2 separate regions of the Homo sapiens genome follow, and region 2 is linked to region 1. Evidence: chromatin loops called from intact Hi-C (ENCODE). Cell type or tissue: dorsolateral prefrontal cortex. All regions are shown on one strand. Each heading gives the region's core, and the rest is flanking DNA. Links, peaks and the distances in the headings are about the cores only.

Region 1 (5,380 bases), core at 98-5,097:
ACAAAAAATTAGCCGGGCGTGGTGGTGCACGCCTGTAGTCCCAGCTACTCGGGAGGCTGAGGCAGGGGAATCGCTTGAACCCAGGAGGCGGAGATTGCAGTGAGCCGAGATCGCACCAGTGCACTCCAGCTTGGTGACAGAGTGAGACTCCATCAAAAAAAAAAAGAAAAAAGAAAAATTCCTAAATTGTATATACTTATTGTGTAAAGTATGTAGTTTTGAAATATATATACTTGTCTGTTGGGCAAATCAATCTAATTAACATATACATTACTTTCCATATTTCTAATTTTTGTGTGGTAAGAACCCTTAAAATCTACTTTTATAGTGATTTTTAAGGATATAATACACTGTTATGTCTTCCGAGATGGTGAAAATACCAAAATGGTGTGTAGAGATTCATTCTGCATTCTTGTATCCAAGAAAGAACATGGGAGGTGATATGGTTTGGCTGTGTCCCCACCCAAATCTCATCTTGAATTGTAGCTCCCATAATTCCCACGTGCTGTGGGAGCCGGTGGGAGATAACTGAATCATGGAGGCAGTTTCTCCCATTCTGTTCTTGTGGTCGTGAATAAGTCTCAGAAGAGCTGATGATTTTATAAGGGGTTTCCCCTTTTGCTTGGCTCTCATTTCCTCTGTACCTGCCACCACGTGAGATGTTGCTTTCACCTTCCACCATGATTGTGAGGCCTCTGCAGCCATGTGGAACTGTGAGTCAATTAAATCTCTTTTTCTTATAAATTACCTGGTCTCGGGTATGTCTTTATCAGCAGCCTGAAAATGGACTAATACAGGAGTTGAATATGAAAGTGAAGGAAATCTCAGATACTGCTAAAAAGAAGGCAGGCAGCAGCTCATGCAGCAAGACCTGGCAGAAAACCATGAGTGAACTTCCAGTGCCTGAGAGGGAAGTTATGAGACCACATGATACCCATTCTCAGTGGGGAGCCAGGCAATCCAGGCCACTGGGGAGCTCTTTGACCGACCTAAGCCCTGGATCTGACTTAGGGAACAGCGGGAGGACTGTGAAAAGGAAGGGCCCAGGGAAGTGCTCCATGTGTGCTCCCAGACCTGGATGCTGATAGAAAGAGGCCATTCCTGATCCTAACCCTTAGTGGGCAGTGCAAGAACTTGACATCGGCCCGGCGCGGTGGCTCACGCCTGTAATCCCAGCACTTTGGGAGGCCGAGGCAGGCGGATCACGAGGTCAGGAGATCGAGACCATCCTGACTAACACGGTGAAACCCCGTCTCTACTAAAAATACAAAAAATTAGCTGGGCGTGGTGGCTCATGCTTGTAATCCCAGCACTTTGGGAGGCCGAGGCAGGCGGATCACGAGGTCAGGAGTTCAAGACCATCCTGGCTAACACGGTGAAACCCCGTCTCTACTAAAAATACAAAAAATTAGCCGGGCACGGTGGTGGGTGCCTGTAGTCCCAGCTACTCGGGAGGCTGAGGCAGGAGAATGGCACGAACCTGGGAGGCGAAGCTTGCAGTGAGCTGAGATCACGCCACTGCACTCCAGCCTGGGCGACAGAGCGAGACTCCGTCTCAAAAAAAAAAAAAAGAACTTGACATCAAACATGGGTGAGGGTCACTACTTCGGAGAGTCTTGGGCCAGAGATTGACAATCTGGGCTCAAGTAGAAGACAGGTCCCCATGGACAGAACTGAGAGGCAATTGTGGCATGGGCTCCAGACACCAAGCACTGGCGTTGGACACCTCTCTTTGACAGAACCGAGGGGGAAAAGTTGTAGCCTGAGAGGCATGGATTTTACCCAGGAGGCAAGATCTGTGGCCTGGGGTAGTTGAGTGGTCTGACATCAAACCGCATGTGATTTGACGGTCTGAAATTGCTTCCAGCATTGGGCCACAGGGAGGAGCTCTGCTGGGTTGGGAGCATTAGATTAAAGTGAGTCCCACTGTCATTTTCTAGGCTTGGAACCCAACGTGCCCCTCTGGGGAACTCTGCTGTAACTTTGGCATAATAGTCATTGCCCTACTCAGTGCTTGAGTGTCTCTCCAGGGACCTGAGAACCACACATGTAGCCTCTGTGGGGACGGAGCCTGTGCCTAGCATTGGGCCTGAGTACAGGCTTGCCTGGACCAGCCACACTTACCTTCATTTCCCTGCGTTGGAGGCAGAGTACTGATCAAGACCACTGAGTTTTCCACAACCCAACCCATCACTTAGGATACCTGAATGCTTCTGGTTAACAAAGGTCAAGCATAAAGCCCACTGCCAGCGCTACAACTGGCTCTCACCAGCAATTGCCACCTACTGGCCTGGAGGTCAAACCATACAGCACATTACAACGTCTCCTGAAACAAGTGACAGTGATTGGGGAAGAGACAAGTTTCACACAAACTCTGCCACCACCATTGCCCACGCCACCCCAGCTACACCTCTCCTTTGCAGAACCGCTTGAGGAAAGGCTAAACCTTTCTGCAAAGGAGAGGTGTCTAATTCCAGTGCTCGGGGTCTGGAGCCCATGCCACACTTGCCCCTCAGTTCTGTCTGTGGGGACCTGTCCCCTACTTGAGACCAGATTGCCAAGGAGGAGGCCTTAAGTTAACTTGCCTGCTCTGTCACCTACCTGAGCCTGGGAAGGTTGAGGCTGCAGTGATCCAAGATCGTGCCACTGCACTCCACCCTGGGTGACAAAGTGAGACCCTGTCTCAAAAAACAAAAACAAAAAAACTGCTCTGACCTTTTCAAAAGTATCAAGGTCAAGAACAAAGATAAACAAAGGCACCACGCAGTGGAGTAAGAGCCTGTCTATTGCCTATTGCTCTCAAGCGCCATCTACTGGATTACAGCCACACTACAACACCAAAAATCACTTTACTAAATTCTACCGCCTGGAAAACCAAGAGCAAGAATTCAGCAAAGACCCTGTACAGAGCCTTAGTCCCCTGAAAACTTCCAGAAATAAAGCCAACAGACTATACTCAATTTATACCCTTGCAATGAAAGGAATAGCAACCCTCCCAGATGAGAAAAAAAATCAGGGAAATAACTCCTATTATCTCCAAACCAGTCCACGAGCTCCCCAGAAATTGTTCTTAATCAGTATGAATTGTCTGAAATGACAAACGTAGAATTTGGAATCTGGATGGCAAGGAAGGTCATTCAAATCAAGAGCAAAGTTGAAATTCAATCCAAGGAAGCCAAGCAATCCAGTAAAATGATTAATGACATGAACGATTAAATTTTAAGAAACACCCAAACTGAACTTCTCGAGCTGAAAAATTCATGACACGAATTTCATAATACGATGAGAAGCATTAACAGCAGAATAGACCAAGCTGAGGAAAAGAATTTCAAAGCTTGAAGACTTGTTTGAATCAAATCAGTCAAATATAAGGAAAAAATATTTTTAAAAGTGAACAAAATCTCTGAGAAATATGATATTATCTAAAGACACCAAATGTATGACTTGTCAGCATTCCTGAAAGGGGAAGAGAGAATAAGCAACTTGGAAAATATATTTGAGGATATAGTCCATGAATATTTTCCTAAACTCGCTAGAGAGTTTGACACACAAATCCAAGAAACATAGAGACGCCCAGCCAGATAACGGTCTAGATTTGAGGGTATGGTGAAAAAGATGCTTAGAAAATGTCAGAAGTGAGACACAATGGCTCATTTGCTTGTGTCTTGCATTCTCCACCTTGCAATTCTGTACTGATGGCTGTACTATCAGCAGGATCCACTCGTTATTATATTCACTATCAACCTTCAGCCTAAGGGTTTTGGCAGCCATTGATGTTTATTGCTTGTATACTCAACGCACAGGTTATCCAAGCTTTGCAGGGTTAACTATTATTATGCAAAAACTCTACAGCTATTCTTAGGCAAAAACATTACTATAGCTATTACTATACTTATTATTATGTAGAAACATTCTACAGAAAAGAATGTTTCCTGTGTAACACTTCAGATAAACAAAAGAGATCTTGCTTCTTGCCTTCATTTCCACGTTTTTGATGTGGAGATTTTGTTCTTTTCCCATTCCTCATATTTGAGGGGTTTTTTGTTTTTTAATTTTGTTTTTAACAGTAGTAAACTGATAGGCTTTGAACATATTCATTAGTTTTAATACACTACCTATATTATTTGATTCTATAAATATTCCACATTTTGCCATTGGGAACTTTTCATGATAGACTTTATGTTCAGGTAACATGAATCTGATGGTATGTGGTGATGTCTTTGCTTTCTTGCATGATAAGAAGTTCTGACTTCATCTCCTGTATTTTCTCTCCGAATGTGGAGTCAGCTATTTCTCTAGGATGAAATTTAGAATTTTTGACCATACATATTTTAAGAATTAAACATTTTTGAGGGTGTATTCACTTATGTTTTACTATATATAGTCAAAATTATATAATAATATTAACTATATGTCACTACATAATATATAATTTGATTTAAAAGTATACATTTATTATATAATATGATAAATAATATATGCATTATAAAATATATGGTCAAGTAATTTTGCTTACATTCTAGTACAAATAATTCTTCCTTGTTTAGTAATGCCCTAATTTGATAGGAACTCAATTCTATTTCCTTTTTTAAGGTATTATCTTTAGATTTATAAGTTATATTTAAAAATATTTTATAGTATAGACATTCAGGAATATGTTTATATATGTATATATATATATTTTTAAACGGAGTCTTGCTCGTCGCCCAGGCTAGAATGCTGTGGGTGGCAAGCCACCCAGGTGCCGAGGCAAGAGACAGAGGACACGAGCTGTTCCAGTATAATAAAATATAAAACAAGAATAGTTATACCAGATATAGATCTTAGTTATGATTATATATGAATATCATTAATCATTTGTTTGTAGCAGTTACCCTTTATCCCAATATTATAATAATCCTCCCTCTGTAATCATAACCTAGGAAAAGCCAGGCCATACAGAGATAGGAGCTGAGGGGACACAGTGAGAAGTGACCAGAAGACAAGAGTGCGAGCCCTCTGTCATGCCCGGACAGGGCCACCAGAGGGCTCCTTGGTCTAGCGGTGACGCCAGCGTCTGGGAAGACGTCCGTTGCCAAGCGGACCGTGGTCTAGCGGTAGCGTAAGTGGCAAGGAACAACACCCGCTACTTAGCAGACTGGGGAAGGGAGTCTCCCTTTCCCCGGGGGAGTTTAGAGAAGACTCTGCTCCTCCACCTCTTGTGGAGGGCCTGACATCAGTCAGGCTCGCCCGCAGTTATCCGGAGGCCTAACCGTCTCCCTGTGATGCTGTGCTTCGGTGGTCACGCTCCTAGTCCGCCTTCATGTTCCATCCTGTACACCTGGCTCTGCCTTCTAGATAGCAGTAGTAAATTAGTGAAAGTACTAATAGTCCCTGATAT
Region 2 (5,380 bases), core at 289-5,288, 110 kb before region 1:
CCAGGAGTTTGAGACCACCCTGGGCAACATGGTGAGACCTCATCTCTACAGAAAATTTTTAAAGATTAGCCAAACATGGTGGTGTGCGCCTGTAGTCCCAGCTACTCGAGAGGCTAAAGTGGGAGGATCGCTTGAGCTGGAGAGGTTGAGGCTGCAGTGAGTCATGATCACGCCAGTGCACTCCAGCCTAGGTGACAGAGTGAGACCCTGTCTAAAAAGTAAAAAAAAAAAAATCATTTTTTTAAATGTTTCATTTGGACAGTTTCTAATGTTGTCTTCCAGATTTTTTTTTTTTTCCTGCAATGTCTAATCTGCTGTTCTAGGGCTGGGTGCAGTGGCTCGCACCTGTAATCCCAGCACTTTGGGAGGCCGAGGCTGGCAGATCATTTGAGGTCAGGAGTTTGAGACCAGCCTGGCCAACATGGTGAAAGCCCGTCTCTACTAAAAATACAAAAATTAGCTGGATGTGGTGGCAGGTGCCTGTAGTCTCAGCTACTTGGGAGGCTGAGGCATGAGAATTGCTTGAACCTGGGAGGTGGAAGTTGCAGTGAGCCTAGATCATGCCACTGCACTACAGCCTGGGCAACAGAGCAAGACTCTCCCCCAAAAAACAAAAATCTGCTGTTCCAGCCAGTACATTATTTATTTCAGACATTGTAATTTCTATCTGTTGATATCCAGTTTGAGTTTTTTTATATCTTCCGTATCTGTAAAGAACTTTTGGAACGTATGGAGTACAGTATAATAGTTGTTCTAATGTTCTTACCTACTAATTCTAACTCCTGGGTCCGTTTCAGTTGAATGATTTTTATCCTCATGATGTGCCCTATTTTCCTGCTTTTTGCATATTTGGTGACTTTGTTGTTGGATACTAGACAATATCAGTATTACCTTGTCGAGCACTCGTTACTTTTGTATGCCTATAAATATTCTTGAGCTTTGTTTGAGAATGCAGTCACCTTACTTGGAAGCAGCTTGATCCTTTCAGGTTTTGCTTTTAAGATTCCTCAGGCAGGACCAGAACAGTGTTTAACAGGTTAGGGCTGCTTATTCCCCACGGCTGATGTAAGACCCTCTCCGTGTTCTACCCAGTGTTCCTTCAGTTATGAGGTTCTTCTGGCAGGAACAGCGCCTTGTCAAGGCCTGTGTGAGTCCCCAGAACTCAGGCGCTATTTGCTTCAGTCCCTCCAGGTGGTTCTTTCCCTGGCATTCTAGTCTGCAGTAACAGAGGACCATGGACTGGTGGCTCAAAAACAACAAACACTTATTTCTCACAGTTCTGGAGGCTGGAAGTCCAAGATAATTTATTTTTATTTTTATTTATTTATTTTTTGAGATGGAGTCTCGCTCTGCTGCCCAGGCTGGAGTGCAATGGCGCGATCTTGGCTCACTGCAACCTTCGCCTCCCAGGTTCAAGAGATTCCCCTGCCTCAGGCTCCCGAGTAGCTGGGACTACAGGCACCCACCACTACACCCGGCGAATTTGTATATATTTAGTAGAGACAGGGTTTCACCATGTTGGCAAAGCTGGTCTCGAACACCTGAGTTCAGGTGATCTACCCACCTCGGTCTCCCAAAGTGCTGGGATTACAGGCGTGAGCCATCGCACCCGGCCCATAACTTCATTCTCAAAACAAAGCTCAAGAACAAAGCTCAGACTCCCTGCTTTGTCTCCTCTGCTCACGGAGTCCTCCCAGCTCCGCCTCAGTCTTCCCTCCCTGTCCCGTGGTCTAGAAACTTGCAACAGGACCCAGCGGCAATTTTAGGGCTTGCCTTGATGTTTCCCGTTCCTCAGGGATCACTTTCTTGGTAGAGTCTTGACCACTGTTGTTTTCTTGTATTTACTCTATTTTTGGGGGGTCAAGTCCAGTCTCTGTGACTCCATCCTGGTCGCAGTGGAAGCCCCCATAGGTAACATTCTAAAAATAACACTGGATTTTCCTTTTGTAAAGTTTGGGTAAAATGCCTTTTTTTTTTTTTTTTTTTTTTTTGAGACGGAGTCTTGCTCTGTCGCCCAGGCTGGAGTGCAGTGGCGCGATCTCGGCTCACTGCAAGCTCCGCATCCCGGGTTCAGGTGATTCTCCTGCCTCAGCCTCCTGAGTAGCTGGGATTGCAGGCGCCCGCCACCATGCCCGGCTAATTTTTGTGTTTAGTAGAGATGGGGTTTCACCGTGTTGGCCAGGCTGGTCTCAAACTCCTGACCTCAGGTGATCGCCTGCCCCAGCCTCCCACAGTGCTGGGATTACAGGCGTGAGCCAGGGTGCCCGGCCAACTTCTTGTTGAGAGATCACCCCCAGGCTCATTGGCATGGGAGATCAAGCAGCTGAGTCTCAAGGTACTTTGCAGCCGCCCAACAGCCAGCGGATGCCTGTGCTTGGGAAATGGGCTCAGGGGCACTAGAGGGCAGTGTTTGAGAGGAAAGAAGTCAGCATAGCAGCAGGGCCGGGCCTGGGGCAGACAGCCCACATGGTTAGGAAAAAGTGAGTGAACGCATGTGGCCCCCAGAACCCCTCCCTGAAATTGCAGTTGATTTTTATTCCCACCGTCAGGCCCACATATCTAAAGCTTCCTCTGAACGCTCCTTGCAGTACACAAAATAGAAATGATTGACAGGCACAGAGCAGCAGCAGGCCCCACGCTGTACACCAGCATCTGGCACTGTGGGTCACCAAGCACCAACTCGATCCCCTCGGAGCCAGGTGTGTGTTGAGATTCAGGATTTTTCAGTTGCAAAGGCAATATGATCTCTACTCCACAGGGCACACGGCACCCTCAGTGCTCAGCACAGCAGTGTGCAGCAGCCTGGTTAACTTTTCTGCAGGGAAGTATGTGAACGTTCACACCAAGCGTGTCAGTCATGTCTGTAAGTCATCTCCCACCAACACAGGTCAGGTTTTCCTGCCCAATGAGCTTGGGGATGGCTTGACTTTGGAGCTCTTTGGATCTGTGGATTTTGGAATTTTGGATTTCTGATACCCGTTTGATCAAAGAGGCAACCGAGGTCTAACGGGTCAAGTGACTTTCCCATATCCGTGAAGGTCATGAAAAGCAGGGCCAGGATGGTGGCCTGGGGTGCCTTGAATGATAAGCTGGGCCCTTCACTGTGCAGGCCCCTCTCCTTCAGTCCACTCTGCCACTGCTGTCTGCCACACCCTGCTCTGATAGCTCCTCTCTGCCAGGCTTTTCCCTCACATCCTCAACTCAGCCAAGAGCTGGTTTCTTCCAGAGAGCCCTGCTGTGCAGTCAGTTATTGGACTTCTCTTTTTGTGCATGTTTGTTTTCAGGGTTTAGCTGATCAAAGTGGTATCGTTGTAACAGGCAGCTCTAAATAGAAGTCTTCAGAAGCCTGTGTGTCTTTTTCTGTAAATCAATTCCCAAAAGCAGGATTGTTGGGGCATGGGGTGTATGCAGTTTTGATCTGATCACATACAAGCGCATTTTTTTTTTTTTTCAAGGGATGGTGGCAGCTCACAGCCTCAGGAGAAGTGTTTTGAGTGCCTGTTCCTCTAGGTCCTCGCCCGCCCAGGACATCACCACTCTTGTTAATTTCATTGTGTCTAGGTAGTGAAAAAGTGTAGTTTCTCATTCTTTCAAATTGCATTTCCCAATTATTAGAGTTTGAATCTTTTTGTCTGTTTACTGATGTTGGAATTTTTATTGAGTATTCAACTCAATTGATTACTTTTAAATGGGTTGTCTTTTTCTTAGTTTATGAAAGCTTTTGTAGATTATATCTTTTAAGAATAACATTTCTGCATCATAACTGTTAACATACACACACACACACACACACACACACACACACACACACGCACGCACACACTCACTGTTCCCCAGTCTGTCAATTTGCCATTTGACTTTACGGTATGTTTTTCAATCTATAATTTGCCAACTAAGCTATCTTTTCCTTTCTGGTTTTATGATCTCCTGCTTAAACTCCTCCCTCCCCATTTTCCCTACCCAGATACATGACATGCAGACAATATACAAATATTCTCCTAATTTCTCTGGTTTGTTTTGTTTTGTTTTGTTTTTTTCTGAGATGGAGTCTCACTTGATCTCCCAGGCTGGAGTACAGTGGTGCAACCTCCACCTCCCGGGTTCAAGCAATTCTCCTGCCTCAGCCTCCCGAGTAGCTGGGCTTACAGACCTGTGCCACCATGCCCAGCTAATTTTTTTTTTCTTTAAGTAGAGACGGGGTTTCACCATGTTGGCCACTCTGCTCTCAAACTCCTGGCCTCAAGGGATCCACCCACCTTGGCCTCTCAAAATGCTGGGATTACAGTCATGAGCCACCGCAGCCAGCCTCTCTCTGTTTTTTGTCTTTTTTTTTTTTTTTTTTTAAGAGGCAGGGTCTTGGCCGGGCGCGGTGGCTCACGCCTGTATTCCCAGCACTTTGGGAGGCCGAGACGGGCGGATCACGAGGTCAGGAGATCGAGACCATCTTGGCTAACACGGTGAAACCCCGTTTCTACTAAAAATACAAAAAATTAGCCGGACGTGTTGGCGGGCGCCTGTAGTCCCAGCTACTTGGGAGGCTGAGGCAGGAGAATGGCATGAACCTGGGAGGCGGAGCTTGCAGTGAGCCGAGATCGCGCCACTGCACTCCAACCTGGGTGACAGAGCGAGACTCCGTCTCAAAAACAAAAAAAAAAAAAAAAAAAGAGGCAGGGTCTTGCTCTGTTGCCCAGGCTGGAGTGCAGTGGCACGATCACAGCTCACTGCTACCTCGAAACGGGCTCAAGCAAGGAGTCTCAGCCTCCCGAGTAGCTGGAACCACAGGCATGCACCACCATGCCCACCCTCCTAATTTCTCTAGAAATTCTTCTGTGCCTTTACTTGCATACATCTAGATCTTCCACCCATCTTATCTATAGAAGTTTTTGGCCAGATGGAGAGCCGATATGTCACTACTGCTGCTAAACCAACCGTCCTTTCCACACTGACTTGAAATCTGTCTTCTGTCATGTGTGTATATATATATATACACACACACACACACACACACACAGTTAGATCTATTTCTAGGCCATCTATTCTGTGCCAGAGATGCCTGTGTCTTCCTGTGTCAGGACACGCGCATTACTTTTAGAATCAGAAGAAAGCGTTTTGTTTTTTGATTTTTTTTTTTTTTTTTTTAAAGAACAATGTCTTTGGACCCCTTGCTGAGCCTGGACAGGCGCAGAAATTCCTGGCAGCTGGGAGGCCGGGGGAGAGAGGACAGCAGGGAGGATGTCCCAGCCCTGGCCAGGAGGCCGAATCAAGGGAGAGGAGAAATAAGGAGGACCCAGCTGCTTGTAAAATAGTCTTCCCTTTTATTTTAAATCAACCCTTTTCCAAGTTAGTGCCACGAGTTGAGATCAGGGGGTCAGAGCCCACT

What was found. A loop is a pair of places that touch in the nucleus more often than their neighbours do. Peaks named below come from ENCODE experiments on the same cell type or tissue, not always from the same donor. Only the 100,000 strongest peaks of a DNase experiment are listed, where the experiment ranks them.
Region 2: it touches region 1 in a loop (2.7-fold over the local background); 3 of 110 quality-filtered maps call a loop at or near these places.

What each region holds. Positions count from the first base shown.
Region 1 is chr19:54,322,728-54,328,107 of GRCh38, reverse strand. No RefSeq gene overlaps it. Among named protein-coding and RNA genes, the nearest start is that of LILRA5, 12 kb to the right of the region's middle. RefSeq lists a silencer at 2,637-2,931. In dorsolateral prefrontal cortex, for the core only: CTCF peaks have their summits at 2,603 and 2,805 (motif pointing left); a DNase peak (open chromatin) is centred at 2,805.
Region 2 is chr19:54,436,632-54,442,011 of GRCh38, reverse strand. TTYH1 (tweety family member 1) reads right to left here. Exons shown (of 14, transcript NM_020659.4): 14 at 5,108-5,380. Among named protein-coding and RNA genes, the nearest start is that of LENG8-AS1, 9.7 kb to the left of the region's middle. In dorsolateral prefrontal cortex, for the core only: CTCF peaks have their summits at 2,202 and 2,402 (motif pointing right); a DNase peak (open chromatin) is centred at 2,391; H3K4me3 peaks cover 822 bases; H3K27ac peaks cover 2,861 bases.